2 separate regions of the Homo sapiens genome follow, and region 1 is linked to region 2. Evidence: read pairs that join two places in POLR2A ChIA-PET (ENCODE). Cell type or tissue: endothelial cell of umbilical vein. All regions are shown on one strand. Each heading gives the region's core, and the rest is flanking DNA. Links, peaks and the distances in the headings are about the cores only.

Region 1 (2,901 bases), core at 267-2,766, 320 kb before region 2:
TCTTTCTTTCCTATCTCTTTGCTCTGCTGTCCTCTGTGGTGGTCCAAGTGGGGGGCAAAAGTGGTGTCAAGCTTGTATTCTGCCAGCCAACAAGCCCAGAGAGCTGATCTTAGAACTAACAGCCACTATGATTGGCTGGACATGGGTCATGTATACACCAGGCACTGAGAGTGGAAGAGAGGTTCCCCAAACAGAAACTGAGTGCTGTTATCAGAATCAGGGAAAGTAGTGCTGGCTATCAGGAGCCATGGATGTTCCTTGGATTCTCTTGCAGGACAAAGTCACGTCCTTCCCTTCCCTTCAGAACTTTGTCCCTCTTACTAAAACTTCTATCCTTCATGTGGTAGGGAGAGCAAAGGAACTCATCTCTGAACACCTACTGAGCATCAGGTATTTTTACCCACATTTACCCCACCAGATTCTTGCTATGAAGCCACAAGGGACAAACCTGGGTTGGCAACCCCTCGGTTGCAAGAGGAAACTGAGGCCCAGAGAGAAGTGATTTGCCCAAGGCTGGCAAGTGGCAGAGCTGGAATCACTCCCAGATACTGATGTTACTCACAGCTGTATCTGTGTCCCCATCTGACCCGGCCACCATGGGGGAGCTCCCTTTTCTCTATGCTGCTCCTCTCCCCGCCCTGCCTAGCACAGGGCCCCACACACAGCAGCGCCCAGGAAATAAGCATTGGACTGACCTGACTCCAAGCAGGTAGGGTGGAAGATGGAGGATGGAGGAAGGAGCTGGGAGGCCCAAGGGGCTTCTGAGGCTGTCTGCCAAGCTGACCTCTGACCTTTAAAGCCCATGTTTTCCCTTCTGCCCCCTTTCCCTGGGAATATTCGTCCCTATTCTCACACTGGCTCCTCCCCATCTCAGCTTAACCCTCACCTCCTCAGAGAGGATTTCCCCCCACACCCCACACCCCACACCCACCCCACCCCCTTTTGTCTCAGACCCCTTGTCCATTCCTTCATAGCACCTTTTACTATTGGTTATTGTTATGTTAATTTGCTTTATGGTTTGCTCTACCCAATCTCCCTGTAAGGACTGTGGGGACAAGGACTGATCATGTCTGATTTGATCCCGTCGGCTCCTTGACTCATGCATTGCACACAGTAGGTGCCCGGTCAGTGTCTGCTCAGTCAAAGCTCTCCACTGTGGAGGTGCCACCCCCGCCCCGGCAAGCAGACTTGCCCTCAAACCTCTCTTCCACCCCTTCCCTGCCACTCAGGGTCTCAGCTGCCACCATCCTAATAGAAGATTGAGCCCCTTGCCTGCTGGAGCCATCTAAGGGAGAAGAAAGCCGTTGTGAGCCTGGCAGGGAGGGCGGAGGGCAGCAGAGCCTCTGAGCTGGCAGACAAAGGGCGTGTGTTCTCATCCAGCGCACTTCCTGGGTTTCCGTTGCAGGAAGTTTGGCACCTGCCGATCGGTGACATCGACACCCGAGCTGCTGCGGGCCAGGACGAATCCCTCCATCCGGGAGCAGTGGTGGCGGTGGAACAGGTGGCCTGGGGTGCTGGAGGCAGGTAAGCAGAGGCAGTTGAACCCCTCATTCCCCTTGGACTGTCCCAGAGCAAATGTGGGAAGCCTGGGTCCTAGACTAAGTCAGTGTGACCTTGAACAAGGCCCCAAATCAACTCTTCGTTGCCTCACTATCCCACCTGGGGGTGCAACAGGTGGTTCAGGGGCTGTCATGGAGGTGAGGGCAGGCAGCTCCACTTTTATCTCTTAAATAAACTTCTGGGTCACTAAGCATTTGCAAAGGGGTTCTACAGCCAAAAGCGCCTGAAAACCCCCAGATCGCACCTTCCTCCTTTGAGTCCTTCCCGTCTCTGTCGTTCAGAGGGTATGGGGAAGTCTCCTCCAAAGGGTGCTGCAAAGCTGGAGTTTTGGGGGGCAGGGGCAGGATATCACTGCCAAGCCAGGAATGAGCCGAGCAGGGACTCAGACAGCCTTGAGTCCCAGCCTCGCCCTGCTGCACAGAACTCTCAGCACCTCCAAGCCCCAGCTTCCGATTCTGTAAAGGATGGCACTGGTACCTGTTCTTGAGACTAGCAGAGCTGTGTGCCCAGGGACACAGCGGCTCTGGTTTGAATTTGGCTCTGCCATTTGCCCCTAGTGTGGCCTTGAGCCTCTCGGGGCCTCAGTGTCCTTGACCGTGAACAGGAATCATCAGCCCTGGTGCTCATGGCTCTTGTGGGATTAGGATGGGGATGAGGATGGGTACCAGCACCTAGAAAGCCCCTATCAATGGCAGCTCCTGGGACTGCTGCTGTTACTGCAGCTTGGCTGAGAGGATCAAATGGGAAAAGGGGCGACAAGAGGGATGGGAGGGGCGATGATCAGTGGGTGAGGGCGGAGGCAGCCTCCTCTGACCCTCATAAACCAGCCTCCCTCAGAAACAGCCCCAGAGCCACCCTGGAGGGGTGACTGTAGCTGAGGGGTTGCAGGACGGGCCAGATCCTGTCTGGCCACCCCGCAGATGGCGCTGGGTCCAGCGCTCCTCAAGCCTCAGCCACTGTGGCTTTAATCAAAAGAACAATCTGTCTGCCTCTGAATCAGACCCAGATTCCTTTCCCCACAATGTCCCTGAGGCCTCCAGGGACCCAGGCAGTCCATCCCGGCCCCATCCCGGGCCCCAGAGTCCAGGCTCTGCCTCCCCTCCCGCTCCCGTCCTAATTGCTCCAGCTGGGAGGGGGAGGGTCACTGGATGTGGAGGGAGGGGTTCAGCCACAGGGCCAGCCGGGCCCTGCCTTCCAGAGCTCCTGGAGCGGCCTGTCCCCCGGGACACCGGGACCCACCTGCAGAGGGCTTACCGCTCAGGAGAGCAGAACAAGGTGACCTGCTCCACTGGGGGTCTCCGAGACCCCCACCCTCAGGAACACTCCCGGAAAAAGCCCCCA
Region 2 (2,901 bases), core at 232-2,731:
TCTGTTTTCCAGTTGAGGCAGCCAGGTTCACTGGTGGCAGCAGAGAAATGTTTTGAAGAATGAATAAGGAGGGGCCAGGCGCGGTGGCCCACGCCTGTAATCCCAGCACTTTGGGAGGCCAAGGCAGGCAGATCACTTGAGGTCAGGAGTTCGAGACCAGCCTGGCCAATATGGTGAAACTCCGTCTCTACCAAAAATATAAAAAATTAGCTGGGTGTGGGCTTGGCACAGTAGTTCATGCCTGTAATCACACCACTTTGGGAGGCCGAGGTGGGCGGATCACCTGAGGTCAGGAGTTTGAGACCAGCCTAGCCAACATGGTGAAACCCCGTCTCTACTAAAAATACAAAAATTAGCCAGGCATGGTGGTGGTGGGCGCCTGTAATCCCAGCTACTCAGGAGGCTGAGGCAGGAGAGTTGCTTGAACCCAGGGTACAGTGAGCCAAGACCATGCCACTGCACTCCAGCCTGGGCTACAAGAGAGAAACTCCATCTCAAAATAAATAAATAAATAAAAAGCTAGGTGTGGTGGCACAAGCCTGTAATCCCAGCTACTCGGGAGGCTGAGGCAGGAGAATTGCTTGAACCCGGGAAAGTGGAGGTTGCAGTGAGCCGAAATCGTGCCACTACACTCCAGCCTGGTCGGCAGAGTGAGACTCTGTTTCAAAAAAAAAAAAAAAAAAAAAAAAGAATGAATAAGGTTTGAGGCAGCAGCGTGGGATAGGGCTGGAGGCCTCTCAAGGGGCAGGATCTGGGCCAGGGCGCACTGCCAGAGCAGCTGAGCCAGGGAGTGGGTGCTGACTTCTTTCTCTTTCTCTAAGCTAGGTGCTCTCTGCCCAGTAAAGTCCGGGTGGAGAGCGGTTCTGTGCCTGGCCCTGGTGTCAGCAGACCTGGGTGAATGAGGGCTTAGCTCACACAAGCTGTGCGACCTTGGGTAAGTTGCTTCGCCTCTCTGAGTCTCAGATTTTTCATCTGTTAACTTAGGGTAAAAATCCCACCTCGTGGGATTGCTGTGAGGGCTGATGAAATTAATATATGCAAAATCACTGGCACGTAGTAGGTACTCAACTTAGGACTAAAAATAAATAATAGTGATAGTGAACACAAACAGGTATGATGTGTTATTACTCCACCACAGCTTCCCGACAGCCACAGGGAAGTCTGAGAACTTCCGTTCAACAGATGCATATAAAGCACCTACTGTGTGCCAGTGTGAACAAGACAAATGTGCCAATCCTTGAGTCAGCGCTGTATTCAGTCACAGTTGCTCAGAGCCCCCCTAACTGTACCCTCCAGGTCTGGCCTTGGAGAGGGTGGCTCAGAAAGGACAGCCTGCTATCACCTTGGATGCCCTGGTGCCAGGTGTGTGCCTGCCCTTGTGTGGAGAAGGAAAGGCGGATCTGCCTGTGCCAGGCTCTGGGGTCCCGTCCTGTGTGGCCTGGGCTTGTAAAGGCAGTGGTGTCCTTCTCTTCTTCCTGTCACGGAGTGACTGGATCTGGCTTGGAAGGAGGGCTCTGACTCACTATGACGCAGGATGCTCCGTCATGGCAGCTGATGCTCCCTGCTGGCAGCCTGACAGCTTTGGGGGTAGATGGGACAGGGAGAGGGACACTTGAGAAGACGACAGGGCAGCTCACAGGGGAGAGGATGCCTGGTCACCCCACTGTGCCCCATTTAGCCTAAGCCAGGGACAGGAGGGCAGGGCAAGGCAGTGGCCCCACCTAGGGTCCCTTGCTGACCCACTCAGAGATGTGGCTGGGCTGGAGATCTGGCTCTCCAGCCTCTGGTGTTCATGCTGGTCAGTTCCACATTGACTCAATCCTCTCCTTGTACACATTGGCACTCAGAGAGGGGCAGGGGCTTGCCCAAGGTCACACAGCAAATCAGTGGTAGAGCGGGGACTAGAACCCAGGTCTCCTGCCTCTCAGCCCAGCCCTGGCACCAGCCTGAGACCAGGCCACGCAGGGCCGGTGGCTCTCCTTGCACGCTCACATTCACCTTGGAATTCTGCTGAAGTAGACGATGTCCAGACAGCTCTGAGCTGTGTGGTTGTCCTCCCCGGGGCCACACTGTCCTTTCCCAGTTCACCCCATAGCCCATCTGCCCTGTGACCTTCCACTGCCCGCCCCCAGGGCCCTCTTTGCCATGCCGCTGCTGGGCTAGAGTGGAGAGGAGAGAGTGTCCAGGCTGTGCCCTTCACACCTAGCAGCCCATTCTCTTGCCATGATTTCGGGGATCCAGGCAGAACCCCCACTCCGGTGGCCTTGCTCCGAGCATGCATCAGCCCTGAGTGCCTGGCCCTGATTGGCTGGGCACTGGAGCGTGAAGAGGAGCTGCTGCAGGGTTTGATCAGAGAAAGATTAATCAAGGCCAACCATTACAGCGATGAATCAGACCAGGCCCTGCCCTGGCAGCCCTGGGGGTGGGGCGGGGACGCTGCAGGAGCCACGTGCATAAATAGCGCAGGGTCAGGGTGGACAGTGCTGCATCTCCATGCCAGCCAAGTGTGTGACAGGAGAGTCACTTCTGCCAAGGGCTATGGGGATGGCTTTCAGGCGATCGTGACCCTAGAAGCGGATTTTGAAGGTCGAGTGGGCTGTTGGTGGTAGAAGGCTCTGTGTGCACAAATGTTTGGAGGCAGGGGGCCACAGCAGACTGGCATATATGACATCCAGGGACCAGTGGGAGAGGGTGGGGCTGGACCCCTTCCCCAGGCCCCAAACATCGCAAGAAGGGCAGAGCTTGAAAAGCAGAAAGAGAACAGCATCAGAAGCCAGTCAGATCTGGGTTTGAATCCTGTGCCAAAACCAACATGCAGTAGATCCATGCTCAATAAGTATTTGCTGAATGAATGCGAGAAAGTGAGACTTGCCCAAGGTCCCATATCTAGAACGTGGGACT

Evidence for each region. ChIA-PET counts read pairs that join two places held together with the same protein. Peaks named below come from ENCODE experiments on the same cell type or tissue, not always from the same donor. Only the 100,000 strongest peaks of a DNase experiment are listed, where the experiment ranks them.
Region 1: POLR2A ChIA-PET joins it to region 2 with 5 read pairs; 1 of 35 experiments calls an interaction of 5 or more read pairs at or near these places.

Annotation. Positions count from the first base shown.
Region 1 is chr1:15,755,209-15,758,109 of GRCh38, forward strand. It overlaps a transcript of FBLIM1 not described here. Among named protein-coding and RNA genes, the nearest start is that of FBLIM1, 2.1 kb to the right of the region's middle. RefSeq lists an enhancer at 940-1,719. In endothelial cell of umbilical vein, for the core only: no CTCF peak of the experiment used is centred there; DNase peaks (open chromatin) are centred at 1,343 and 2,603; H3K4me3 peaks cover 184 bases; H3K27ac peaks cover 2,234 bases.
Region 2 is chr1:16,074,669-16,077,569 of GRCh38, forward strand. No RefSeq gene overlaps it. Among named protein-coding and RNA genes, the nearest start is that of FAM131C, 2.5 kb to the left of the region's middle. In endothelial cell of umbilical vein, for the core only: no CTCF peak of the experiment used is centred there; a DNase peak (open chromatin) is centred at 1,533; H3K27ac peaks cover 467 bases.